2 separate regions of the Homo sapiens genome follow, and region 2 is linked to region 1. The links are chromatin loops, found by intact Hi-C in ENCODE. Cell type or tissue: GM12878. All regions are shown on one strand. Each heading gives the region's core, and the rest is flanking DNA. Links, peaks and the distances in the headings are about the cores only.

Region 1 (11,936 bases), core at 469-2,968:
TTTTGATGGGAATAGCAAGGTTTTATATGAGGCGCCTGTCATTGTTCACACAGATTTATTAAGATTTCATGTGGAGACGGTTGTGGAATGGAATACTGCTGCCACTTTTCAACCTCTTTTTCATCTTAACTGATACTATTTCTTATCTGTGTTTATATCAGATTCTCTTTTTATAAGAGTAAAATTGTTTCTAATTCCTTGGAACTATCATAAAAGAACAAGTTCTTTAATTATAGGCTGTGGTTTAAAATACAAGACAGTTGAAGGCCAGGACTAAGATAGATGGGAAAGGCTATTTTGTCAGGGAAGCCTCAAAAATGCTGTATTTTGGGGAAAAAAAATGGAACTCTGATTTTCATTTGATTCTCATAAAACAAACTTTCTTTAAAAATATCACTTTAATTAGCTGGGCGTGGTAGCGGGTGCCTGTAATCCTAGCTGCTAGAGAGGCTGAGGCAGGAGAATCACTTGAAACCGGGAGGCAGAGGTTGCAGTGAGCCGAGATGGTGCCACTGCTCTCCAGCCTAGGTGACAGAGTGAGACACTATCTTAAGAAAAAAAAATATATATATATATACATATATATTTATTTATTTATTTATTTTATTTATTTATTTAATGGCTGTACCCTATATTCTTCTTGATTTCTAGCCTTTTATTGGCTCTCAGATTGCCAGAGTTGGGACTCAATAGTAAGTAACCATTTTGTTGAGGTGGTAGTGATTCTACCAGGGTGAGTTATCATGACAGCAGAATCACTGCGTTTTTCTCTCTACTCTGTGGCATAGACTCTATGCCATAGAGTGACGTGTGAAAGGCTTGAGGCTCCCTACCTACGAGACACCCTGGTCCATTCTAGCAGTATGGCACGTGCTGACTGGGTTTTGAGTCTCTTGCTGTAAAATCACATTACTGCACTTCCCTGCATTTTCTCATCCAAAAATGGGGATTACCTGCTTTGTGGATCGGTTTGCAGATGAAATAACACACGCAGGGTATCTAGCATGGTCCCCCACATGGCACATTCAGTGTTAGCCACACTTCCATACTAACTGCCCTGCGGGGATATTTAATGAGCTCTTAAATGGCAGAAATGTTGTGTCTTTTCCTGTTCCCTTAGTATTCCTATTTTTGTTGGTAATTTTTCTTATGAACCATGCAGTTGTCTAGTTCAGGCCATTTTAGTATGCAGTTTTATCTTTGCTTCCAACATGATTTAATGTTCCCAAATTGGATTTCACATAATCCTAGTGTCCTTTGAGACTTGAATTGGTTCTAGGCCAAAAAAGGGTGAGGGGGAAGGAAGAAATTCAGAGTCAAATTTGGCAAATAATATATCCCTGTCGTTTTGTTTTTTCTTTTTAAGACTTGGGCCAGGTGTGGTGGCTCACGCGTTTAATCCCAGCACTTTGGGAGGCTGAGGCAGGCAAATCACCTGAGGTCAGGAGCTCGAGACCAGCCTGGCCAACATGGTGAAAAATACAAAAATTATCCAGGCATGGTGGCCCACGCCTGTAGTCCCAGCTACTCGGGAGGCTGAGACAGGAGAATCTCTTGAACCCGGGTGAGCCGAGATCGCGCCACTGCACTCCACTCTGGTCGACAGAGCTAGATTCCATCTCAAAAAAAAAAAAAAAAAAAAAAGACGACTCAGTATACAAATAAAGACTGGAAAGTCCTATATTAAAGGAACTAGTTAAATACTAGTTTATTTTACTTAATCTAGTGAATTTTTAAATATTTTCTTTCTTTCTTTTTTTTTTTTTTTTTTTTTGAGACAGGGTCTGGCTCTGTCAACCAGGCTGGAGTGCAGTGGCACAATCTCAGCTCACCTCAACCTCCACCTCCTGGGCTCAAGCCATCCTCCCACCTCAGCCTTCTGAGTCTGGGACTACAGGTTCCCACCACCATGCCTGGCTAATTTTGTATTTTTTGTAGAGACAGGGTTTTGCCATGTTGCAGAGGCTGGTCTCGAACTCCTGAGTTCATGCAATCTGACCACCTTGGCCTCCCAAAGTGCTGAGATTACGCCCGGCCTAAATATTACTTTCAAATAGAACCATCTTCATGGGTAGCAGTTTATAATACACAAGTAGAATTTGGGAAATGTAGTCCCAGTCTTCCATTCTTCACAGTGGATGCTTCAGCCAGTTTCCTGTCTCTGCACACACACTGCCCGACAGCGGGCTTTCCCTTCTCCTTCAGAGCAGTAGCAGTTCCCTTTCTTCATTCCCACCCATCACAGTGGCAGCCCCCTCTGCCCTCCTGTATTCTGAATCCCACCCTTATAATATGCTTAGATTTTGCCTTTCTCCCAGCCGTTTTGTGAGCATTGTTCGTGTGTACCAATTTTTTCTCATCCTTTAAAAAGAAAAAAAAAAAGCCCCTTTTCTCAATTGTACATCGCAAATCCAACTCTTGCCCTCCTGCAGTGTCAGAGGACTTGGCTGTGATGGGAATAAGCCTTGGCTCTGTTCTCCTTGCATACTTAGCCCATGGGAACCCAGTTTCTGGCCTCACCAGGAATGTTGTTGTGCTTTGAGCTCCCTGTGGCCTTGCATGATGCCTCCGTTGGTCCTTACAGGAGGTGATTGGCTGGCCACCTCACTTGCTTTCTCCTGTGGACCCTTCTTTCTCTGTCCTTCCTTGAATGCTGCCTTTGTCCCTCATGATTATGCTATCAACATTCTTCTCTTTCTGCTTTCTCTGTAACAGGTTTATTGACTCTTTTTTTTGAGAGTCTTGCTCTGTCACCCAGGCTGGAGTACAGTGGCACAATCTTGGCTTGCTGCAACCTCTGCTTCCTGGGTCCAAGCGATTCTTCTGCCTCAGCCTCCCGAGTAGCTAGGATTAGAGACATGTGCCACCAAGTCTGGCTAGTTTTTGTATTTTTAGTAAAGATGGGGTTTCACCATGTTGTCCAGGTTGGTCTCAAACTCCCAACCTCAGGTGATCTGCCTGCCTCGGCCTCCCAAAGTGGTGAGATTACATGTGTGAACCATCCACCCACCCTGATTCAACTGACTCTTAACTTTAAAAATCACATTGGTCTTACCATACATAGTTCATCAATTGTGGGAGAGAAACTTGGGTGTCATGCTTTATTTATTTATTTTTTTTTTGAGATGGAGTCTCACTCTGTCACCCAGGGTGGAGTGCAGTGGCACGATCTCAGCTCACTGCAACCTCAGCCTCCTGGATTCAAGCCAATTCTCCTGCCTCAGCCTGCCCAGTAGTTGGGACTACAGGTGCCTGCCACCACACCCGGCTAATTTTTTGTATTTTTAGTAGAGACAGCATTTCACCATGTTTCAGTCTCCTGACCTCGTGATCCACCCTCCTCGGCCTCCCAAAGTGCTGGCATTACAGGCGTGAGCCACTGCACCCAGCCTATTTTTCTTTTTTTAATAAGAGATGGAGTCTTGCTTTGTCACCCAGGATGGAATTTGTAGCATAGTAGTGTGATCATAACTCACTGTAGCTTCAAACTCAGGCTCAAGTGATCCTCTCACCTCAGCCTCCTGAATAGCTGGAACTACATGCATGAACCACTGCACCATTATTTTATTTTTAAGAGACGGGATCTCGCTGTACTGCTCAGGCTAGCCTTGAACTCCTGGCCTCAAGTGATCCTTCTGCCTTAGCCTCCTGAGTGGCTGGCTCCACTCTGCTTGGCTCTGATATTTTTCCATAAAGCCTATCATTCATTTATCATGGAGGTATGTTAATTTTGCCTTCTTAATTTCTCTCAAATTCACCTGCTCTTTGCCTACAGTCATCTGCCCCGATCTGGGGCAACGCAGTTTCTTCCCAGGGCTGTTGCCATAGCATCGCAGTGGATCACCCTTCCTTCAGTCTTGTTCCCCTCTGGTTCTTTCTCTCCACTAGACTTTAAAAAATTTTTGAGATAGGGTCTTGCTCTGTTGCCCAGGATGGAGAACAATCATAGCTCACTGCAGCCACGACCTCCTGGGCTCAAATGATCCTCCCACCTCAGCCTCCCGAGTAGCTGGGACCACTTGTGCTTGCTAGGATGCCTGGCTAATTTTTAATTTTTTTGTAGAGACAAGGTCTCACTGTGTTGCCTAGGCTAGTCTCAAACTGCCAGGCTCAAGCAATCCTCTTGCTTCAGCCTCCCAAAGTGTTGGGATTACAGGCATGAGCCACTGCACCTGGCCTAGCGGATTTCTGAAGCATTAATCTGTTCTGTTACTTTCCAGCTAAAAACCAACAAGTGTCTGAGGACACAGTTTAAACTCCAAGATGATAGGGTCCTCCCTCACCTGGACTCCCACCTACCCTCATGACCTCCTTTTGTGAAATGCTGAAGGGCTCTGCAGCTGGTTGTCTGGTACTGCTGGCCTTTGCTTTCTATTTAGCATGTTCCTTCTCCCACAAAACAAAATCACATTCTCACTATGCCCTGTTCATTCTTCAGGACTATCTTCTGGGAAACTTTTACTACATACCCCTCTCCCCCTAATCTGAGTGTCTGCTTTGCTCAGGTAACATGTGTTCACTGGATAAATCCTTGATTCCTGGCACTGAGGCAGGGTTTCTGTTCCCAGGAAGCAGAGGCATACTATTCTGTGAAGGATTGACTGAGTTTCTCCTAATACCAAGCAGTATCTGAGGGAACAGATGTCTAGCTTAAAATCCTCCCTAGCACTTGTCATAGCAGTGCTACGTATTGCCTGTGAAGGAAGTTTAATAACTGCTGAAAGGTTCGATTAGCTTTATTTCATCAGGATTTGTTTGACTTTACAAATTGATTTGGGTTATTTCAACTTTTAGGTCTAGTCTTAAGTATAACTGGTACATATTCCTTCAAGCAGCCATTACACCTCTCATAAATTTATTATACACCTGCATTTTTATAACTATTATGCTTTTTAATTGTTGGCCACCATTTTTAGTGCTTCTGAATTGTTATGGTTCTCAAGCAGCAGTTGTCACCTTGGTTTTGAATTAATGCTGTGACGCTTGCTTCCAGGACCCCTATGGTGTAGCCGTGGGTGGAACTGTGGGGCACTGCCTGTGCACGGGATTGGCAGTAATTGGAGGAAGAATGATAGCACAGAAAATCTCTGTCAGAACTGGTAAGTCTTGAAAATTACAAATCAGATAACATTTTAGAATCACTGAGAGATTAAAGGGTGTTAGCTTTGATTATTTAAATTTCTGCTGCTGAAGTATACTTGGTTTTTCTAATTACCTACCATCTCTTATAGAGGTATTAATCCTGGTATTGCAAATACGGACTTTTTTCACCTGTGTAGAAGTTAGCAAAATACAAAGTCATTTTTATCGAATTCATAGTAGCTTCTTGTTAACATATTATCTTAGTAAAACAATTGTCATTTGGAAGTATGAGAAGTTTTTGGCTCTAAAAATGTGTCTTACAAGACTGGAATCATGTGGAGACCATATGTACTGATTCTGCTGAATATGTCCTGTGAAGCCACAGTTAGGTCTAGAGATGGAAGAATCGTCTCTTTGCTAGTCAGAAGACCTGAACATTTTCTTTTATAACTGGATTTTAAGATGAGTTATAGTTCTACTGTTGCTTGCCAGCACTGTCTGGATTTAATACAATCCTGTCATTTCTCAAAACAGTGCTGGAGAAAACCTGATTCTTAGTGTTCACAGTCAAGCATGTTAAGTATTGTTCCTTGTTATGTAAAAGGGGTTGAAGTGATTCTAATTTGTTTTCAAGGTTAGTTTAATAGATTGGAAGAATAATTGGCCGCCTCATCGGCTCCCTTTTCATTTTGTACAGTATCAAGGTATAGGAATTTTACTGTATTTGACTTTTTTTCTCTCTCTTCCAGTGACAATCATAGGAGGCATCGTTTTTTTGGCGTTTGCATTTTCTGCACTATTTATAAGCCCTGATTCTGGTTTTTAACAAGCTGTTTGTTCATCTATATTTAGTTTAAAATAGGTAGTATTATCTTTCTGTACATAGTGTACATTACAACTAAAAGTGATGGAAAAATACTGTATTTTGTAGCACTGATTTTGTGAGTTTGACCCATTATTATGTCTGAGATATAATCATTGATTCTATTTGTAACAAGGAGTTTTAAAAGAAACCTGACTTCTAAGTGTGGGTTTTTCTTCTCTCCAACATAATTATGTTAATATGGTCCTCATTTTTCTTTTGGTGCAGAACCGTTGTGCAGTGGGGTCTACCATGCAATTTTCTTTCAGCACTGACCCCTTTTTAAGGAATACAAATTTTCTCCTTCATCACTTAGGTGTTTTAAGATGTTTACCTTAAAGTTTTTCTTGGGGAAAGAATGAATTAATTTCTATTTCTTAAAACATTTCCCTGAGCCAGTAAACAGTAGTTTAATCATTGGTCTTTTCAAAACTAGGTGTTTAAAAAAAGAGACATATATGATATTGCTGTTATATCAATAACATGGCACAACAAGAACTGTCTGCCAGGTCATTCTTCCTCTTTTTTTTTTAATTGGGTAGGACACCCAATATAAAAACAGTCAATATTTGACAATGTGGAATTACCAAATTAAAAGAGAATACTATGAATGTATTCATATTTTTTCTATATTGAATAAACAATGTAACATAGATAACAATATAAATAAAAGTGGTATGACCAGTGCTTGTTTTTCCTTGTGTGTCATATAAAATTATCAGTATTGATAGGCCAATTTCTAAAGCTGATGTAAAAACACTAACATATTAAATATTTGAGATATGCCTAAAGTAGCTAAACAGGAGCCAGGCATTGTTCGAAAGCATTGTCACCCTTACAGTTCTGTGAGGTAGTAGGTACTAATATAAGGTTAAAAAAGAAAAAAACTAACTCACCCAAGGTTACATGGTAGAGTCACACCAGGCGGTTTAATTCCAGAGCCTAATGTCATTCATTATGCTAAGACTACCTCATTTTTTCATGGCAACTTCAGTCGTCACCCTCGTTTGAGTATATTTTGATTTGACTACTACTTCACCCAAGTAGCATAACAGCTGCTTTCTCTCAGCCTTTTATATTCTAGAATCATATGCAGTAACATTCCCATTAATAGCCTCACTAAATTGAAGGACAATTCTACAGAAACATCCATGTTATTTGTGTGAGGTATAATAGGAGACCCAGAGCAATTCAGGTTTATGAGCTACTACAAAGGTCCACAATGTAGTCTGCAATTTGAAGAGATTGTGAAAGAACCCAGTTAATCATCCAGCACTGTAGGATGCAGCAATTGTCCTACATGGTAACTCTGTGAGGAAGATGATAGCTACTACTGTGGAGATCTTAAGAGGAGTTTTCAGCTTAAATGCCAAGTTAGAAGTAGCACATGTTGGTAAAAAAGGTCATATTTGTAGTTTTCTGCTATAGGAAGTATCAAAGGGTAGAAAACAATGTCTGTGGATTAAGATAAACTCTGTGGTTAGACAGTCTATATTGCCTTAGATTGTTTGTTTGTTATAAAGAAAGAGTGAGGAATTCTCACTAGTATTTTTTTTTTTTTTTTTGAGAGAGTCTCACTCTGTCGCCCAGGCTGGAGTGCAGTGGTGTGATCTTGGCTCACTGCAACCTCCACCGCCCGGGTTCAAGCAGTTCTCCTGCCTCAGCCTCCCGAGTAGCTGGGATTACAGGCGTGCACTACCACGCCTGGCTAATTTTTTGTATTTTTAGTAGAGATGATGGAGTTTCGCCATGCTGGCCAGGCTGGTCTCGAACTCCTGACCTTATGATCCGCCCACCTCAGCCTCCCAAAGCGCTGGGATTACAGGCGTGAGCCACCATGCTTGGCCTACTAATACGTTTTGTTTGTTTGGAGACAATCTATCTCACTCTGTCACCTGGGCTGGAATGCAGTGGCGCAATCTCGGCTCACTGCAACCTCTGCCTCCTGAGTTCAAGCAGTTCTCCTGCCTCAGCCTCCCAAGTTGCAGGGATTATAGGTGCCCGCCACCACGCCTGGCTAATTTTTTTGTATTTTCAGTAGAGACAGGGTTTTACCATGTTGGCCAGGCTGGTCTTGAACTCATGACCTTAGGTGATCCACCCACCTCAGCCTCCCAAAGTGCTAGGATTACAGGCGTGAGCCACCGCACCCAACCGTTTTTTCTAATAACAACAGAAAAGACAATTCCTCGTAGGGAGTAGCTGGCACCATCATCGTGTAACCTCAGTTCAGGTAGCTTGGTCCCATTACTAGCTTCATATGCGAATAAGAACAGCATCGCATTCTGAGGCACCACAATCTTGTAGCAGGACATAATTCCTCTGAGAATTTTTGGTAAGTCAGACCTAAGCTATAAGGTAAAAATCGCTACTGCAATAGGCTCCATTGTTGAATAAAAGAAAGGGAAATGTCATTGATAGTGATCTTAAAATATTTAATAGTCTTTCTTTAAAATCCAAAATGTGATTCTTACAAGTTATGTGCCACATGAAGCAGGTGTTATTTTTTGAGAAATGCAGGTGATAACTGAAAAACATAGCACTGAGGTATTTTTTATTTTTAAAATTGAAGGAAACAAAGTCTGGATCTAATTATTTTTACATTTACAAAAACTGCTACTGCTTGGCTCTTTTGCTATAAGTTTAGGTTCTGAATACATGACAAGAGTATGGGAAAGAGCAGAATAATAGTACACGCAGTTTTAAAAGCTATGCACATCATAACCTGGAATAATGATTACACAGCAAGAGGCCTGAGTGGAGGTAGGCTAACAACACATTTTGACTTTCTCCTCAAAGGATAGCTTTGAAAAACAAGTGTAACCAATTGTTACACCAAATTAAAATGGCAATATTAAATCGGTAACAAAACGATCCACATTTTATACAATATTGTATTTCCAAACATACATAGGTCATGAAAATCAGAGAACCTAATATAGCACCGTTGAAACCATTCATTATCCTTCATGTGTGTATGCAATTCAGAATTTCGGCAGAAGACAACAAATGGAAAATGCCTTTCGTTTCTATAAATCATTTTGGATTTCAATTAAATCTTTGCCTTAGTAAAGGGTATTCTTATCTCAAGATCAATTAGCCGTTTTTAGCTCCACCGTTTTGGAAGTAAAAATGATGAGCTACATCTACTTTTTAATTTAAAACCAAGAACCAAGCAGTAAGGACAGCAATGTCAAGAATATCACATTGAGAACCACACAGAACATTATAAAGAATTTGGTGCATGTTTTAACAACTACCAACTGATGTTAACAATGAAAAATTTACAAAGGTAAAACTTTTTTTTTTTTTTTGCACTGACTGGTTTCAATACAGCACTGAATTTAACTCATCTTTGGGCTTCAATCTTTACATAGAGTGAATATGAAAATGCCATACTGAGGCCTTCCCCAACTTAAACCATAGTAAAGATTTCAAAATCATTCCAGTATGGTCTGAATGGTAACTGTTCTGGCTGACACATCTTTTTTTTTTTTTTTTTTTTTAAAAAGACATTTCCTGGCCAATTTTTTTGCTTGAAGATGATTGTCTGGTTATACAAGACATCAATCTGAAGGTAACAACTTATTTTAACTTAACTACTGGCATAACCATTGCCAGCAGTGAACTTGCACTAGTCCAAGCCAACTCAAAAACACACATTATAAACATTTGAATGTCATTTTTAAAAGCGATGTCACAGTTTGTTTCCTAAGAAATTTAAAAGCTTTTATTTGAAAACGTATCTTCAGTTTAACCCTCAGAGTTAAGAAATATTTTTTAGATCATTAAATTCAATTGTGGTTGACGTGCTTTAACTACCGTTCTCTAAGTTGTGTGCTATACCTAGCCTGTGGGACTCCATAGCTTCTCTGAGTCCTAAAGTGGAGGATTCTGTTCCAATGCTTGTGAGCAAGAAGGATCCTCAAATGTCTAGGTTTCCAATATTCCAACACTGCTTTACTGGGCAGTGCTGTGTATGGAAGTTTTGTTTTGTTTTCAAAGGACCAAGTAACTTGACACCATATTAAAGACAGCAAACATTTTTTGTAGAAGTTTACAGCCTGTATACATTATTCCGCCAAATTTAAGAACTTTAAATGGATTTTAATATGGATATGATAATGACAGCCATTAAAAGATGCTATTTCTTTTACTAACATTTCCCCAAATGGGCAAAATAGAGGCATCATGTGCCATTGGTTCTGTCATACTGGCCTTTGACTGTGTTGGGGAAGTAATCACACAAAAAGTGCCCATAAAACAAAGAAGGCAGCAAGTGAAACTAGAAAAAGGTTGGAACTGTATGAATCAGATTTGAAAGGAGTTATTTCTAAAATTCTTTCTTAGATGACTTGAGGAGGGAAGTGCAGGGGCATCTGGAGTTGGCCCCTCCACTGCCGTCCTGAAGTAAAGTAGATTCAGACTGTCCGTAAAGATTATCATGAGAGTTGGTGACTGCACCCCAAATCAGAGCCAGTTCCCTAAGAAGAATATGGTGCAAAACAAAACAAACCACACATTAAATACATGACACCGAAATCACTTTGATGAGAAAACAGAACACACAGGTATTTTAAAATATAAATAAATACATTTAGCCATTTTTATTCAAGAACCCCAGAGAACTGCTTTAAAAGCAATTGCTTCTTTGAACCCCTTTCTAAATTCTTTCATAAATACTTACTAGTTTGATTGTCACTTAATGCAGCACCTCAGTGTTTGCTGGTGGTGGTGATGGAATTTCACTTAGTTGTCTCTCCATAAACTATATCCTATTCCACTAAATAATGTTTCCCTGAGGAAACCCAGGCAGCTTACAAAATACTGTTATAAACACTCACAACAAAACCTGCAGAGTATTTTATTTAAGAAAAACAAGGAATGTAGTGTTATGACATAGGGGGAAAAAACTATGCAAAACAGTCACATGGAAAGAAAGTATTTTAATTTTTAAAATCCAAGTTTGCTTAATTTCTTGTGAACTGTTCAACACTGTTTTAAATATCCTGAATAACTGTGCCAACAAAATTCATCCCCAGTGTTTCCACAGGAGACATTAAAATTAAAGACCAAATTATACTATTTTTTTCCTTTAACCAAAGTATTCTTTTTCTCAGTCCTTTTTGTGCAAAAATATTACAAGAGCAATTCAAATGGAAATGCTGAAATGACATGCCAACATTTCAGGGCACATTTAAAACACTCAGAATAATTCTTGAAATTATTATATTCTAAAATGTTACTAGCAATCACTTTTAGATTAGTTCTGTACATCTACTCACACGGATGCAATTTTCCTAGACCTCTGAAAAATAAACAGGCTCATTGGTCTCTTTTGGTGTCCACACAATAGGCAAGATAGGTTTACAATAGTGTTTAAATCAAACTAGGCATCTACAATCTCTTGACTCCACCACATTCAAAACAAAAATCAAAGTTCATTTGGCTATCTTGAAATCACTCCCATAAACCAACTACGGTTCACTGGACCTAAACATTTCTCAGAAATGTGTCATTTTATATAATTTCACCTAAGTAAGTGATGATTTGGGGATCCTTTAGAAATGGTTAACGCCTAAGAATAAACTTTATCAAAATGAGTAATTGCAATAAAGTGCTTGTTACATTTCAAAATGATGCTTTTAGACTGTGGTATGTTGTTTTAAAAGTGTGTGCTATTCCTTCCGTAAAGGATCCCCAGGCATGAGAGTTGGGTCTTCTCACCTGTCTCATAAAGCAGCAGCACTATCTTTTGGTAGGCTGACAATAGGCACATTACCCATGCGGATGAGGCTATACTAGTGCTATGGCAAAAGGGGAAGTAAATTAGAAAAGTGGGAGGCATGTAGAGGGTTCCTATTATAGTTATATACAAATATATTAAATATACTATAAAAATAGTCGATTCTATTCCTTTGCAATTACTTCAGAAGCTCCTTTTAGAAGAAAGCTCACCCAATCCAAACTTAAAAGGTTCTCTTTCTCCAAA
Region 2 (16,357 bases), core at 6,384-8,883, 62 kb before region 1:
CCCGGCCAGTTTTTGCATTTTTAGTAGAAACGGAGTTTCACCATGTTGGCCAGGCTGGTCTTGAACTCCTGACCTCAGATGATCCACCCACCTCGGCCTCCCAAAGCGCCAGGACCACAGGCATGAGCCACCGTGTCTGGCCTGGCCTAACATTTTTATGAGACAAAATATCAATTTCAAAACAGCATCAAAAAGTGAGCAGGGCAAGCACAGTGGCTCACACCTGCAATCCCAGCACCGTGGGAGGCTGAGGCATATTTTTCTGTACTAAAAATACGTAAAATACAAAAAATACAAAAAAAAAAATTAGCTGGCCACTCGGGAGGCTGAGGCAGGACAATCGCCAGAACCTGTGAGGCAGAGGCTGCAGTGAGCCGAGACTGTGCCACTGCACTCCAGCCTGGGCAACAACAGCGAAACTTCATCTCAAAAAAAAAAAGGGGTGAGCATATTTAACCATCCTCAGCTCATAATAGAGCAAATAGGTCAACAGAATAATAATTCATGCTCTTGCATGTGTAATGAACTGGCAGCAAGAGAAAGCTGGTTGAAGAAAGGCAGAGGAACTGTGTCTTATGAGAATTAGAATCAAGGGGCTCCATAATCATCTGGCATTCATTCAATGTTGTATCTATGGTTAGAAATGTACATGACAGGAACTCCAGGAATCTTAGGGATTCTTCTTTTAAGGTCCTGGTCAACTGTGGCCACAATATAAAACTTATGCTGAATTACTCTCTGTACTAAGAGTCATCTGCTTAGGTTCCTTTGTGTGTACATGGTAATCCTTCAAATCTTGGATCCTTGGTGATCCTTAGAGCCACTCCATACTTCTGCTCCAATTTCTCAATTTCAGGCATTACACAATCAGTTATACAAGGAATACACTTGGTATACAGACAGTCCATCATTGACTGCACTAAGTCTGGTTTGGCTTTTATGGAAAAGTTGATAAAGGTTGGTATCAATGAGGATGTGGTAAGGTGGGCCCAGCTGTGTATTATATTGGAAAAATAAGCAGGTAGGGTGTTGGGGAATTTCTCTTTCCTTTAACACGCTGGGATCCTTCTTTTCTTTCTTTTTAGGTTTTAATTTATCCTTTTCTGTAAGCCTCTGATCCCTGAGACTAAGCATTCACTTCATGGTCGCATACTTCCTTGTTTTCTTTTGCTTCCCCATGGTCACACCACACTCCTGTGCTTGTATAATATTTTCAGAAGGGCTGTAGCCTTCACGAAACTGCCGAAGGGGTCCATGATGGAGAAATGGTGAGAACCCCTGCTCTAGACTGTAAACATTTCATGAGTTTATATTTGTCTTGTTTGCTACCATATCCCTAGCTTAACACCTGACTGGTAATAAGGACCTCGGTCAGTGTGTTTTGAATGAATGAGAAAAAGTGGTTTGAGGTTTAATTTGTTTGTTGATTAACTGGATGCCTACTCTGAGAGTAACTTTGGAAGAGATGCTTACCTTCTCTCATTCATTTATTTAACCAGTGTTTATAGATACCTACTGTGTGCCAGGAATCATTCTAGGCTCCTTAGAGCTTATCTTCTAGGAAGGCAGACAGTAACATGTCAATAAATATTGTAAAACCAGCCAGATAATTTCAGATGACTGTAAGTGCTTTAGAGGAAATCCAGCAGGGTTATTTGATCATGAGCAAGACTGAAGTGGGCGTGAGTGACAACATAGAAGGATGGATGGGGTGGGGGAAACAGTAGCTCGCCAGGGCCTTGCAGCCTATGCTAGAATTTGAATGTTATTTTGAGTGAGTGGAAGCTACTGAGGGCTTTGTGTGGGAGGGGGAGGCATTGCATTGTGTGATTTATGTTTTAAAGGATGATTGGCCATCATGTGGAAAAGACTGGATAAGAGGCTACTGTGGTGGTCCAGGCAAGAGATGGTGATGGTGTGCATTAGAGTATTAGCATAATAGTGAGAAGTGAAGCCAGCTGGACTTCCTGGGTGGAGTGGGGACTTAGGGAACTTTTCTGTCTAGCTAAAGGTTTGTAAATGCACCAATCAGCACTCTGTAAAAACACACAAATCAGCGCTCTGTGTCTAGCTAAAGGTTTGTAAACGTACCAATAGTACTCTGTAAAAATGCACCAATCAGCGCTCTGTGTCTAGCTAAAAGTTTGTAAATGCACCAATCAGCACTTGGTAAAAACGGACCAATCAGCACTCTGTAAAATGGACCAATCAGCACTCTGTAAAATGGACCAATCAGCAGGATGTGGGCGGGGCCAAATAAGGGAATAAAAGCTGGCCACCCGAGCCAGCAGCGCCAAGTCACTGGGGGTCCCCTTCTACCCTGTGGAGGCTGTATTCTTTTGCTCTTCACGGTAAGTCTTGCTGCTGCTCACTCTTTGGGTCTGCACTACCTTTATGAGCTGTAACACTCACTGCGAAGGTCTGCGGCTTCACTCCTGAAGTCAGCGAGACCACGAACCCACCTGGAGGAACAAACAACTCTGGAGGCGCCACCTTTAAGAGCTGTAACACTCACTGCCGAGGTCTGCGGCTTCACTCCTGAAGTCAAGCGCAACACAAACCCACTGGAAGGAAGAAACTCCAGACACATCTGAACATCTGAAGGAACAAACTCTGGACACACCATTTTTAAGAACCGTAACACTCACTGCGAGAGTCCACAGCTTCATTCTTGAAGTCAGCAAGACCAAGAACCCACCAGAAGGAACCAATTCTGGACACAATAGCACCTGCTGGTCTCATTGGTGGTGACATTAAAGCATTTAGCACAGGGCCAGGGATCTAGCCAGAACTCAGTAAACATTAATTCCCCTTCTTAACCCCATAACACCTGGGGCCTGGAGTCTGTTCCAGCAGTCAGCAAATAGTTTTTGTTTGTTTGTTTTGAGATGGAGTCTTGCTCTGTTGCCCAGGCTGGAGTGCAGTGGCGCAATGTGGGCTCACTGCAGCCTCCCATCTCCTGGGTTCAAGTGATTCTCGTGTCTCAGCCTCCCAAGGAGCTGGGACTACAGGGGTGTGCCACCATACCTGGCTAATTTTTGTATATTTAGTAGAGATGGGGTTTTACCATGTTGGCCAGGCTGGTCTTGAACTCCTGACCTCAGGTGATCTGCCCTCAGCCTTTCAGAGTGCCGGGATTACAGGCCTGACGCACCGCGCTCGGCCAGCAAATATGTATTAATATTAAAAATAGATTGTGTTTTAGGCCCCAAACCATAGAGTAGCTTCTAACTCACAGTAAAAGCCCAAGACCTCATGGTCTCATTCCCACTACCTTACTGACTTTGTCTCTAGTTTGCCCCATCTGGTTCTATTCCAGGTTTGAGGGCCTCTCTGCTAGTTCTCTCTCTTACCTGCACTGCCTGTTTCACTCTACCTGGAAAGGCCTTTCCCCAGATAGCCACATGGTTTATCCCCTCACTTGCTGTAATTCTACTCAAATATTACCTTCTCAGTGAGGCCCCTCCCTGTCTATTGTGTTTGATATTATAATTCTGCCATCCCAGCATTCCTCCTTCCTCTTTTCTGCATTAGTTTTCTCAGTAGCAGTTATCACCTGACATGCTATAAAATTTACTGTGTGTGTGTGCGCGCGTGCGTGCGCGCGTACGCATGTGTAAGCTCCATGAAGGCAGGAATTGTCTGTTGTGTTTGCTGTTGTATCCCCAGAGCCTGGAGCAGCTGTGATTTAAAGTAAGCACTCAAATGTTTGTTAAGCAAGGGAGTGCTCATTCAGCACCTTGTATTATCCTATAAGGATCACCTTACCCCTGCTTACAAGGGCTTGGACAACAGTGCTACAAGTAAGCAAAGTGCCAAAGGAGGAAAAAAGGAGAGTGTCCAAAACAGAACGCAGTGAAGATTTTAGATTGGCTTTTGGAGGCTCAAGCTGGGTCTTTAAAAACAAACAAGAGCTATGACTTGTTCTAAAGAATCGAAAATGTATAGGCCGGGTGCGGTGGCTCACGCCTGTAATCCCAGCACTTTGGGAGGCCGAGGCGGGTGGATCATGAGGTTAGGAGATCGAGACCATCCTGGCTAACACGGTGAAACCCCGTCTCTACTAAAAATACAAAAAATTAGCTGGGCGTGGTGGCGGGCGCCTATAGTTCCAGCTACTCGGGGGGCTGAGGCAGGAGAATGGCGTGAACCCAGGAGGAAGAGTTTGCAATGAACCAAGATCGTGCCACTGCACTCCAGCCTGGGCAACAGAGCGAGACTCCGTCTGAAAAAAAAAAAAAAGAATAGAAAATGTATAGAGGGAAATCAGGCAAGCAAAACAAAATGTGGGAATGAAAAGCAACACAATGTGCCTGTGAATGAAAGACACCATGACACAAGTAGAGCGCAGCACGGTGTAGCTTAGCAACTTACACAAAACCCACTTGAGTGATATGCTTGACTTTAGGCTTGATATAAATTGGTACGTGTAACATAAGGCTGGAAAAGCAAGTTCAGGCACGCCTAGGTTGCATGAAAGCACAATAGTATGATTTTAACTTCACAGTCAGCAGGGCTGTCACTTACTGTGTGACATTGAATAAGTAACTTAACCTCTCTGAGTCTTGGGTTTCTCATCTGCCACACAAAGATAACCACATAAGCTTCATAAGATTGTTATGAAGATGAACTAAATAATCTTAACTTTTGCCATGCTCTACCTGGCACCCCTTACCCGCACAACTAGACTGTTCTCTACCTCGTTACCAGAGGGATATTTTTTCACTTAAATAATAATGAAATATATGACCAATGCTTTCTTTTGCCTCCATTTTTTTTTTTTTTTTTTTTTTTTTTGATGCAAAGTCTTGCTCAGTCTTCGAGGCTGGAGTGCAGTGGTGCAATCTTGGCTCACTACAACCTCTGCCTCCTGGGTTTAAGCTATTCTCCTATCTCAGCCTCCCAAGTAGCTAGGATTACAGGCGTGTGCCAGCATGCCTGGCTAATTTTTGTATTTTTAGTAGAAACAGGGTTTCACCATGTTGGCCAGGCTGGTTTCGAACTCCCGACCTCAGGTAATCCGCCCACCTCAGCCTCCTAAAGTGCTGGGATTACAGGCCTGAGCCACTGCACCCGGCCTCTTTTGCTGCCTTTTAAAATGTTTTTATTGTGGTAAAATACACGTAACTTAAATTTTACCTTTTTAATGTTTTTTAAATAGTTAAGTAGCTTTAAATACATTCATCTTGTTATCCAACTATCACCACCACCTATCTCCAGAACTTGTCCATCAGCCAGAGAGATTTTTAGGGTTTTGTTTGTTTGTTTGTTTTGAGACAGAATCTCGCTTTGTCACCCAGGCTGGAGTGCTGTGGCGGCATGATCACCACTTACTGCAGCCTCAGCCTGAGCCTCCCGAGTAGCTGGAACTACAGGCATGCATCATCACACCCAGCTAATTTTTTTATTTCTTTTCTTTTCTTTTTTAGTAGAGATGGGGCCTCATTATGTTGCTCAGGCTAGAGGGATTTTTTATTTATTTATTTATTTATTTATTTGAGATGGAGTCTCGCTCTGTTGCCCAGGCTGGAGTGCAATGGCGCGATCTTGGCTCACTGCAACCTCCGCCTCCTGGGTAGCCTAGAGGGATTTTTAAAACATAAATTACTACCTCACGTCACTCATCTGCCCAAATGGCTCCCCATTATAAAAGCTAGTGGCCTTACAAGGCTTCATGTCCTCTCCCCACTCCTGCCTCACCTTCTACCCTCGCCCTTGGCCATGCCAATGTACAGATGTCTTTTAATGTTCCTTGAACACCCCTAGTATACACCCACCTCATTGCCTTTGCAGTTGTTATTTCTTCTGCCTAGAAAGTTCTTCCCCTAGAAATCCACAGGGATGACTCATTCTAGCCAAATGTTACTTCCAGAGAAGCCACCCTTGACCATCCATCCAGAACAGCCTCCCCTCTGCACCCTCTGTCCCCTGACCCAGCATTATGCTAGATGTCTGCAGGTTTAGTTGTTGACCGTCTGACTCCCCACTCTAAGGTAAACTCCCATTAAGGCGGAGACCTAGTCTGTTTACTCCCTGCTGAGTCCCCAGCTTCTAGAATATTGCCCAACACATTCGAAGTGCTCAGTAAATATTTGTGAAAAAATTAAGTACGTAAAGTGGCTGGTCCAGAAATTGTCCTTCAGAAGCTATCCCTCCTGCCTTTTCCTGGGAGCCTGCAGAACAGCATGTTCTTGACCTTCCACTGTGCTCCACGAGGCTCAGACCATAACCTGGGGTCAGTTGTGGGAAGTGTGTCTTAAGGAAGACCCTGTGGTATAACCAAAGATCAGTAGCCACAGGTGGCGATTGGCCTTGATGCATGAACTTCTGTGAAAAGTAGGCTCTTGAAGCCTGGAGAAGATCCCAATTGGGAATCACAGGATGGCTCTCTTCAAATAGTTTAAGAGATGTTGTGTGGAATTAAAATTCTTGTTCTGTGTGGCCAGAGATGGCAAATCCAGTGATAGAATTTTATTTATTTATTTATTTGTTAAGACACAGGGTCTTGCTCTATTGCCCAGGCTGGAGTTGCAGAGGCAGAATCATAGCTCACTATAACCTCAAACTCCTGGCCTCAAGGGATCCTCTCACCTTGGCCTCCCAAAGCCCTGGGATTACAGGCATGCATCACCATGCCTGGCCAGTGATAGAATTTGCTAACAGTAATTGGCAGAGTGGAGTGGGTTGCCATGGAATGATCAGGTTGGATCAGAGTTTATCAGACTGAGTTTGTAGGCATGATCTCAGGGGCTGTGCATTCTCTTACAAGCACATTCTGGATCATCTGGAGGAGCCCCTGCGATTATGTTTAATCCTCTTTTGGCTCTAGGTTGTCTTTTATTGTCACAGACTAATGAGAAAAAGAAAAGAAGGAGTGGGATTTAATATATGCACGATGCATTGAAGACCAGGGAAAGCCAGATGACCGCCAGGCACTCAATAGAGTCAGAAAGGTTTCAGACTGAATAGAAAAAAATAGAAAAGTATACATAAACAGACCTCAAAAGAACCTATGAGGGGCTGGACATGGTGGCTCACACCTGTAATCTCAGCACTTTGGGAAGCCAAGGTGGGAGGGATCTCTTGAGCCCAGGAGTTTGAGACCAGCCTGGGCAGCATAGGGAGATCACATCTCTATAAAAAGTTTAAGAATTAGCCAGGCATGGTGGACTACTACAAGCCTGTGGTCCCAGCTACTTGGAAAGCTGCGGTGCGAGGATCACTTGAGCCTGGGAGGTCAATGTTGCAGTGAGTGGTGATCACAACACTGCACTCCAGCCTGGACAACACAGCAAGACCCTGTCTCAAAAAAAAAAAAAAAAAAAAAAGAAGAAGAAGAACCTGCTAGGCCCTAGGCCCTTGTGCCATATTAGGTGATTTTTTTTGTTTCAGCAAATCAACATCATCTTTTGCATTAAATTAACATCGCTAATTTCAATTGCATTGGTTTTGTGGTCCTATTTGTATTTAGTTTGTAGATGTGTTGATTGCAAAATAGGCCCTGTAGTTGTCTGAGAATTATAACCATAAGGAGTTAATACCTAGTTTTATGATTGTAGTATTAGTCATGTTATAATAAAAGTAATTTAGGTCAACCCAATTTGGAAAAACACTGAGTCATGCCTGAAGATCTTTTACTTCCTCTAGCCCCAAGTGTCTGCGATTATGCAAATCATGTGTAACAGTTGTGTGGCTATTACTGCAATATTGTTTGGGATATAGAAATCAAAATCTTTCACAGATTTAGCTTGTTTTAGCACAGTCTAGGTTCTCTTTGCAAGGGCCTGCAGCCTCCGTTTTGGGAACTTGAGTCCAATTCTGTTACCCAGCAATCAGAGAGATTGCTAACTAAACTTTATTCTAAGTTTAACACAGTTGGTTGTGTTCTTGTTAACCTCAGAGAGGCCTCTTTTTCCTGAAAGTTAACTGGTCCCGTTATTTGAAAGGAAATTTTAAGAACCTGAACACCTATAGGATTCAGATTCTATTAAAAAGCAAAGGTATACTTTGGGAATGGAGGGGTGGGGAAAGACAGAGAAACTAAAAATAATCTTCCCGTATAAGAGCTTGAAGTGGATCTACCCTAATTATTGCCTCGCTTGTTTTCCTTTTGCAGATATTTTTCCCACTTTTATATCATCTCAGTGCTGTGGAATGGCTTCCTGCTTTGGTGCCTTACTCAATCTCTGTTCCTGGGAGCACCTTTTCCAAGCTGGCTTCATGGTTTGCTCAGAATTCTCGGGGCGGCACAGTTCCAGGGTAAGGACTCCCTGGGCTTATGACAACGCTGCATCCCGTTTCTGTTGTTCCTGTCTGCAAGGGAGCAGTTTTTGGCATTTTGTCTCCTCTCTCGGCACCTCCTCAGAAGGGCCTGGGAAGTGGAGGATGAGGGCAAAAAAGAGCTTTGCACGGTTCATTGCCGGATGGCCAAAAGGATGTCCCTAAGCCCTTCCCTGAGAAGGAGACAGAGCCAAGAGTTAGCGCTCCTGACTTCCCAGCAAGTGCTGTGTTGTGTGCAGAACTGGCTGCCCTCCCTCTGGTATTTTTAGTACTGTTGATAAATTTATGAAGAAGTCTTTACACAAAAGGGGGAAAGCTTTTAGGATCTGTCAGGTTTGTCTGGAAACATTTATCATTTATACTGTTCCAACCAAACTCATGACTTAGAACTCCAGAAATGTGATTTAAAAATTACTTTTTCTGTCGGGTGCGGTGGCTCACGCCTGTAATCCCAGCACTTTGGGAGGCCAAGGCGGGCAGATCACAAGGTCAGGAGATCGAGACCATCCTGGCTAACACGGTGAAACCCTGTCTCTACTAAAAATACAAAAAAAAGTTAGCTGGGCATGGTGGCGGGCACCTGTAGCCCCAGCTACTCGGGAGGCTGAGGCAGGAGAATGGCATGAACCCGAGAGGCGGAGCTTGCAGTGAGCTGAGATCGGGCCACTGCACTCCAGCCTGGGCAACAGAGCGAGACTGTGTTTCAAAAAAAAAAAAAATTACTTTTTAATTCATACCTGTAATCCCAGCACTTTGGGAGGCCAAGGCAGGCAGATCACTTGAGATCAGGAGTTCAAGACCAGCCTGGCCAATGTGGTGAAACCCCAACTCTACTAAAAATACAAAAATAGCTGGGTGTGGTGGCAGGCGCTTGTAATCCCAGCTACTCGGGAGGCTGAGGCAGGAGAATCGCTTGAACCTGGGAGGCGGAGGTTGCCATGAGCTAAGATTGAGCTACTGCACTCCACGCCTGGGCAACAGAGGGAGACTTTGTCTCAAAAAAATAAATAAATAAATGAATAAAATAAATAAAAATTACTTTTTGATAAACATGGAAAAAAAGTTATGCTGTGAGGCTTTGGTAGTATAATAAAATTGACTAAACAGTTGTTGAACAGACGATTACAAAATAGCCTTTAAGTTTGCCATCCTCAGCATCAGGATGAAGAATATGGAACGTTTTTTTTTTTTTTTCTGAGATGGAGTTTCGCTCTTATTGCCCGGGCTGGAGTGCAATGGTGCAATCTTGGCTCACTGCAACCTCTGCCTCCCAGGTTCAAGCGATTCTCCTGCCTCAGCCTCCCAAGTAGCTGGGATTACAGCCATGTGCCACCACGCCCAGCTAATTTTGTATTTTTGGTAGAGAGATGGTGTTTCTCCATGTTGGTCAGGCTGGTCTCGAATTCCTGACCTCAGGTGATCCACCCGCATTGGCCTCCCAAAGCGCTGGGATTACAGGTGTGAGCCACCGCGCCCGGCCAGAACAGTTTTTAAAATAAAGAATTGAAGGTGAAAACTATGAAATGTCCTCAATTAAGGTCAGGCAGAGTGTGAGGGGCAGAATTAGAAACAAATTGTTCTAGTCTCATCTCTGTCCTTTGTTCCAGTGGCCAAACCACCTAGAAACAATCCTTTTCTGTATAACCAGATAAACTGGTTGCAAAAGATGACAATCAGAAGAGCAAACCCCGGCCGGGTGTGGTGGTTCATGCCTCTCATCCCAGCACTTCAGGAGGCTGAGGTGAGCAGATCACTTGAGGTCAAGAATTCAAGACCACCTTGGCCAACATGGTGAAATCCCGTTTTTACTAAAAATACAAAACTTAGCTGGGTGTGCTGGCACATGCCTGTAACCCCAGCTACTCGGTAGGCTGAGGAGAGAGAATTGCTTGAACCCAAGAGGCAGAGGTTGCAGTGAGCCAAGATTGTAACGTTGCACTCTAGCCTAAGAGGACAGAGCAAGACTCCGTCTCAAAAAAAAAAAAAAAAAAAAGAGCAAACCCTGCCGGGAACAGTGGGCAGTGACTCATACCTATAACCCCAGCACTTTGGGAGGCTGAAGCAGGTGGATCACTTGAGGTCAGGAGTTCAAGACCAGCCTGGCCAACATGGTGAAACCCCCGTCTCTACTAAAAATACAAAAAATTAGCGGGACGTGGTGGCGCGTGCCTGTAATCCCACTTACTCAGGAGGCTGAGGCAGGAGAATGGCTTGAACCCAGGAAGCAAAGGTTGCAGTAAGCTGAGATCATGCCACTGCACTCCAGCCTGTGCCACAGAGTGAGACTCCATCTAAAAAAAAAGAGCAAACCCGTGGACATCCTCTTTGGAAGGGTAGGCTACATCAGCGGATCTCACTCCACTCGTTAAAACTTCATCTCTTCGTTTGTTTACTGTGAGACTGACTGGGGTGTTTTGGTATTTGGAGGGTTGGTTGTGAGGATATGAGGAATTCTATTTGTTTGCTTTAACTTGTTCCTAAGGAGTTAAAACTAAGTTTTAGTTCATTTAAAATACAAAAACAGTCAAAGCTAATCTGTGCTGATAGGGGTTGTTCCCCATGGGAAGTTTGGGGGAGGGGTCGTGCCTACACTAGGGGGTGCTGTTCGTGTTCTGTTTCTTCTTTTTTTTTTTTTTGAGATGGAGCCTTGCTCTGTTGCCCAGGCTGGAGTGCAGTGGCCTGATCTCAGCTCACCACAACCTACCCCTCCCGGGTTCAAGCGATTCTCCTGCCTCAGCCTCCTGAGTAGCTGGGACTACAGGCATGCGCCACCATGCCCGGCTAATTTTTGTATTTTTAGTAGAGACAGGGTTTCACTCTGTTGGCCAGGCTGGTCTTGAACTCCTGACCTTGTGATCCGCCTGCCTCAGCCTCTCAAAGTGCTGGGATTACAGGCATGAGCCACCGCATCCAGCCTGTTTCTTTTGTTTGTTTCATTTTTTTCTTTCTTTTTCTTTTTTTAAGAGAGAGGGTCTCACTCTGTTGTACAGGCTGGAGTGCCGTGGCATGATCATAGCTCACTGCAGCCTTTAACTCCTGGGCTCGAGCAGTCCTCCCTCCTCCACCTCTTGAGTAGTTGGGACTACAGGTGCACGCCACTATGCCCAGCTAATTTTTTTTTTAATGTTTTTAGAGATGGGGTACCTGCTGTGTTGCCCAGGCTGGTCTCAAACTCCTGGTCTCAAGCGATCCTCCAACCTCAGCTTCCTAAAGTGTTCTGTTTCTGGATCTGGGTGCTGTTACATGGGTGGGATTGGTTGGCTTAATTTGTAAAAGTTAATTAAGTTGCATCTTTATGGTGTGCATGCGTGTGTGTGTGTTTGTGTGTGAGACTTTTTTTTTTTTTTTTTTAATGGAGACAGAGTCTTGCTCTATCTCCCAGGCTGATTGCAGTGGCCCAATCTTGGCTCACTGCAACCTCCACCTCCCAGGTTCAAGCAGTTCTACTACCTCAGCCTGCCAAGTAGCTGGTTCTACAGGCGCACACCACCATGCCTGGCTAATTTTTTGTATTTTTAGTAGAGACAGGGTTTCACCATGTTGCCCAGGCTGGTCTCGAACTCCTGAGCTCAGGCAATCCACCCGCCTCCAACTCCCAAAGTGGTAGGATTACAGGCATGAGCCATCGCCCCCGGCCGTGACTCATTTCTTTTTTAAGTGACTGGGCGTGGTATCTCACACCTAAAATCCCAGCACTTTGGGAGGCTGAGGCTGGAGGATGGCTTGAGGCCCGGAGTTCGAGACCAGCCTGGGCAACAAAAAAAATTTTTTTTTAATTAGTCAGGTGTGGTGGCACATGACTATAGTTCTAGCCACTCAGGAAGCTGAGACAGAGGATCACTTGAGCTCAGGAGTTCAAAGCTGCAGTGAGGCCTGACTGTGCCACTGCACTCTAGCCTGGGTGACAGAGCAAGACCCTGTCTCAAAAATAAAGAAGTTGACACATAAAATTAACCAAAAAATAAAAAACAAAAAAGAAAAAAAGAGAAACTAAGTGTGTGTTTTTTTAAAGCCAGCTTTTCTTCAGATTTTTTGGTGGGCAGGTCGTGAAAGACAGGTGAGGAAGTAGATCTTGGGCTCAGCATGCCTCTAAAAGTATAATTTCTTTTTTTTAATGTGGAAAGAAATGCATAACTCTGTTTCTGTTCCTGTCCCCCTCTCTGCCTCTGTGATGCCTGAGATACTGGGGATCCCACAGCTGGGGCCACTCAGAGGCTACCAGGAACGCTTCCAGTTTGCATCTGGCTGTTAGTGCCAGGACCAGAAACCCACAGACCTCTTCACAGACCTCCTGACCGTGATGTCCCTGAAGCCTGGAAGGCTGTCACACAATGAAGCAGAATTGAGTGATGGGTGTTTGTGAACCCAGTGAACTGTGTAACACAGTGAACTGTGTAATTTGAGTGAAGTCAAATTCCTTGACTTCATTTGGCCCATTTCTTCCTTACTACCAAAAAGAAAGATGTTAGATGGGATTTAATACTTTGCTTAACAGTACAGAAAAACAAAACTTTGGATTAATCCCAGAAGAGAAATGCTGACCCTGTTGCCTTCTGAATTGTAGGAGGGGAGCTGGCACTGTCTGCATTCTTAGTGCTAGTATTTCTGTGGCTGCACAGCTTACGAAGACTCTTCGAGTGCCTCTACGTCAGTGTCTTCTCCAATGTCATGATTCACGTCGTGCAGTACTGTTTTGGACTTGTCTATTATGTCCTTGTTGGCCTAACTGTGCTGAGCCAAGTGCCAATGGATGGCAGGAATGGTGAGTGGATCCAGCCCTGCCAGGAGCTCCCCACCCCAGGGTGTATGATGCGCTCTCGGGGCTTGTGCTGTGCTAAGCATTATGAGACATGCAGAAGTAAGAGACAGGCCCAATGCATTTTGCATTTCAGGAGATGAGACTCAAGTCGATTTTAAAAGGCCGGGCGTGGTCGCTTACACCTGTAATCCCACCACTTTGGGAGGCTGAGGCAGGTGGATCACTTGAGGCCAGGAGTTCGAGACCAGCCTGGCCAACATGGTGAAACTCTGTCTCTACTAAAAATTAAAAAAAAAAATTAGCCAGGCGTGGTGGCACACGCCTGTAGTCCCAGCTACTGGGGAGGCTGAGGCAGGAGAATTGCTTGAAACCAGAAGGTGGAGGTTGCAGTGAGCCGAGATCGCGCTACTGCACTCCAGCCTGGGCAACAGAGCGAGACTCCATCTCAAAAAAAAAGAAAAGAAAATGAGGGAAGGGAGAGTGCTTGCATGGAGTTGGGATTTGCAGAGGGGGTGGGGAGCCATTTTGTTGCCGCTTAGTTCCTGTGATTGTTCCCATCACAATAGAGCTTTTCTTCAAGTGACGCTGCCTGAGAGGAGAGGACAAAGAGTACTGTGGTAGTGAAAATTGTGTTTTAGTCTCTAAGCTCTCACTAGCCAGGAAGAGGGGAGCCAAACCATGACCTTGTTTACGAGAAGGAAATGAAATGGATTTTTTGTTTTATGGGGGGAGGAGGGGACATTACCTAACACATATGACTACCATTTTTGTAAAAACAATGCATGATTATAAAGAATTCAAGTCGCTTGGGGTGATGGGAATGAGTTTATAGTGCTGAGGTTAACCTGACCTTGCAGCCTTAGTATCTGTCAGTCTAGACCCCGTAGGTCTGTAATGACCATTGTCTCTAAACCCAGGGCTCCATGTTTTCAGCTGCCCTGTCCATCCTTGTAAACTCAGGCTGAGGTCTAGCGATTTCCAACAATCTGTGAGTGAGCTTCCTCCTCAGGTTAGATTTTGGTATGAGTGCCCCGTGAAAGTCGTCTCTCTGTTGCTGTAGCTCAACCTAAGGCCTCTGACTAGAGGAGTGATTTTAAAGGATTTATTGACGATCTTTCTCAATTCATGAATTATTGATTGGCTCCAGCCACTTAGCTAGCATCTCTCTGATTCCTCTGAACTTATTCCTCCCAGGCATGTCTGTGGTGGCATTCTGCCAGCCAGTACCATGGAAGGGGCTGTCATTCCTGGTGGGCAGTGCTGGTTCTCCCCCTAAAGGAACTTTGCAGAGCGCTTGGTGACTGCTAGCTTTTAGCGTGTTCTTGTTTGTTGGCGTTACCTGCCTCTCCCGGAGTTTCCTCTACTGGCTGCGTCTCAACTTCTGCCTTCCCTCCTGCGTAGATAGTCAAGGAAGAGGAGCCCACAAAAATAGCTTTCTAAGCACTCCTTTCTGAAGCTGTTTTCTGTTTCACCTCCTTGTCCTTCAAGGGTCATCTGGGATCATTTAGGACAATATGGGGAAAGTTGGTTTCAGTAATTCATTGAGAGAAAACACATTGGGGCATTTGCCAACCAAAGGGCGTGATAGAAATAACATGGGCTCCAGAGTCTTGATGGGCCTGCATCTGGCTCATTGAGCTTCTCTGAGCCTCACAGCCTTCATTAGTAATTATTGACACATACTGATTTCACAGGGTTCTTCTTAAAGTGAAAAGAAGACTATCTGTAAACTAGGATGTAAGCTCTATAAGGACTGGGATCTTGCCTGACTTATTCCCTGCTTTATCCTTTGTGCCTTCAGCAGGGCCAGGCTTAGGAGGCACTCCTTAAGTAACTAATGAATAAACAAATAATTAAATACTGAGTAGAACTGAGGAAATGTGAGCCTTCCACCTGCCTCCCTTTTCCTGCATTATAATTCTGGCGTTACCCTTAACAAATCCTTTTTCCTGTAGGTAAACTCTCTGCATTTAGCATAAGGGACTTAGTGATTTGAACTTCCAGACACTGTAACTTTTCATCCTGTTGACTTGCTCTTGAAGCCTGTCAGATTTAAAACTGTATTTTTAATATTTTGCTTATTTCATTTTTGTAGAGACAGGTTCTCGCTATGTTGGCAGGCTGGTCTCAAACCCCTGGCCTCAAGTGATCCTCCTGCCTTGGCCCCCGCAAAGTGCTGGGATTACAGGTGTGAGCCACTGTACCCAGCCTGTTTTGAACTTATAAAAATATAACCTAGTAGTTAAATGGCTAAACTTGTAAACACTAAAAGACTATAGTAGATTGATTATATAAAACAAGCTTTTAAAATAAACTGACACAGGTAGACCGGTGGATTTTCATCAGTCCTTTACTATCATTAACGGATTCCTGCTTCGAGGTGGCCATGTGGAATTGCATGATCCTTGGTTCTCTTACTTGAATCAGCTTTTTAGGGTTCCCCCTTGGCTCCAGAGCCTCAGGCTCTTGCCCATTATCAGTGGATACATTTGTTTCTTCAGTCAAGCCTCCGACTAGGCTAACTGCTTCCTGCTGCGCAGAGGGAAGTCCCTGTTTGCTTTTCTGAAGCCAGTGGTTTGCTCCGCAGGTCCTCAGAAGGTCTGTGTTTTTCCCTTCTTCCTAGCAGCCGGAGAAGAAAGTGGAAGATGATGCTTTGAGTGTTTCCACTCCTGAAACTCAGTCTCTCGACTGTTCTTTCTCATCCAGACCTGGATGGCATTGAGTTGTTCATCTTGCAGTTTACTGTCCCTCTCTTTTGAGAAAGCCCCCTGGTAGCCTTTCCACTGGTGATTTCTTTCATTGACCAGAGCTAGTCAAGTCAGCATTCTGCTTTCAGGCTCTCCCTAGCAGGATGGTAGCTCAGAGAGAGATTTCCTTAGAAAGTGTTTTTCTTCACTGTAAAACATAAGAAAGAAGACTTAAAACTGGACTTAGCAAGGGAAACACAAAGGAATCTTACCATTCGAAAGTAGATCACAGTAGGGGAGCTGAACTTTGTGCTTGAACTGTTTAGAGAAGAAGCAAGAGAATGTGTCTGTGTGGAATTCTCTTGCCAGGGGAACTGAAGCTGCCCATAGCTGAGGAACGTATCTCCTTTGTCCAGAGAGACAGGGCTTTTCCCTCTGTATTGGGAAATTACATCAGGAAATTACATCGGGATATTGAGGAACAGGTTCCCCTCTTTGTACTTGGGAAATTATATTAGGATATTGAGGAACGGAATAAGTGGATAATTGTGTTTCTGCTGACTAAATGATTTGTTTAATTCCCTGAGCCTGTGAAATTGTTTAGTGTTGGCTAACAATTCTCATTCCTATA

Evidence for each region. Peaks named below come from ENCODE experiments on the same cell type or tissue, not always from the same donor. Only the 100,000 strongest peaks of a DNase experiment are listed, where the experiment ranks them.
Region 2: a loop joins it to region 1, with 7 times the contacts of the local background. A loop is called at or near these places in 18 of 110 quality-filtered maps.

Annotation. Positions count from the first base shown.
Region 1 is chr4:55,419,545-55,431,480 of GRCh38, forward strand. TMEM165 (transmembrane protein 165) reads left to right here. Exons shown (of 6, transcript NM_018475.5): 5 at 4,994-5,099; 6 at 5,832-6,631. The coding sequence ends at 5,908. CLOCK (clock circadian regulator) reads right to left here. Exons shown (of 23, transcript NM_004898.4): 23 at 8,359-11,936. Among named protein-coding and RNA genes, the nearest start is that of TMEM165, 30 kb to the left of the region's middle. In GM12878, for the core only: no CTCF peak of the experiment used is centred there; no DNase peak of the experiment used is centred there.
Region 2 is chr4:55,351,230-55,367,586 of GRCh38, forward strand. It overlaps SRD5A3 (steroid 5 alpha-reductase 3), which reads left to right. Exons shown (of 5, transcript NM_024592.5): 2 at 8,117-8,259; 3 at 12,845-13,042. It overlaps SRD5A3-AS1 (SRD5A3 antisense RNA 1), which reads right to left. Exons shown (of 4, transcript NR_037969.1): 4 at 15,372-15,934. It also overlaps the pseudogene FCF1P8. Among named protein-coding and RNA genes, the nearest start is that of SRD5A3, 13 kb to the left of the region's middle. RefSeq lists enhancers at 13,347-14,035, 14,036-14,723. In GM12878, for the core only: no CTCF peak of the experiment used is centred there; a DNase peak (open chromatin) is centred at 7,632; H3K27ac peaks cover 344 bases.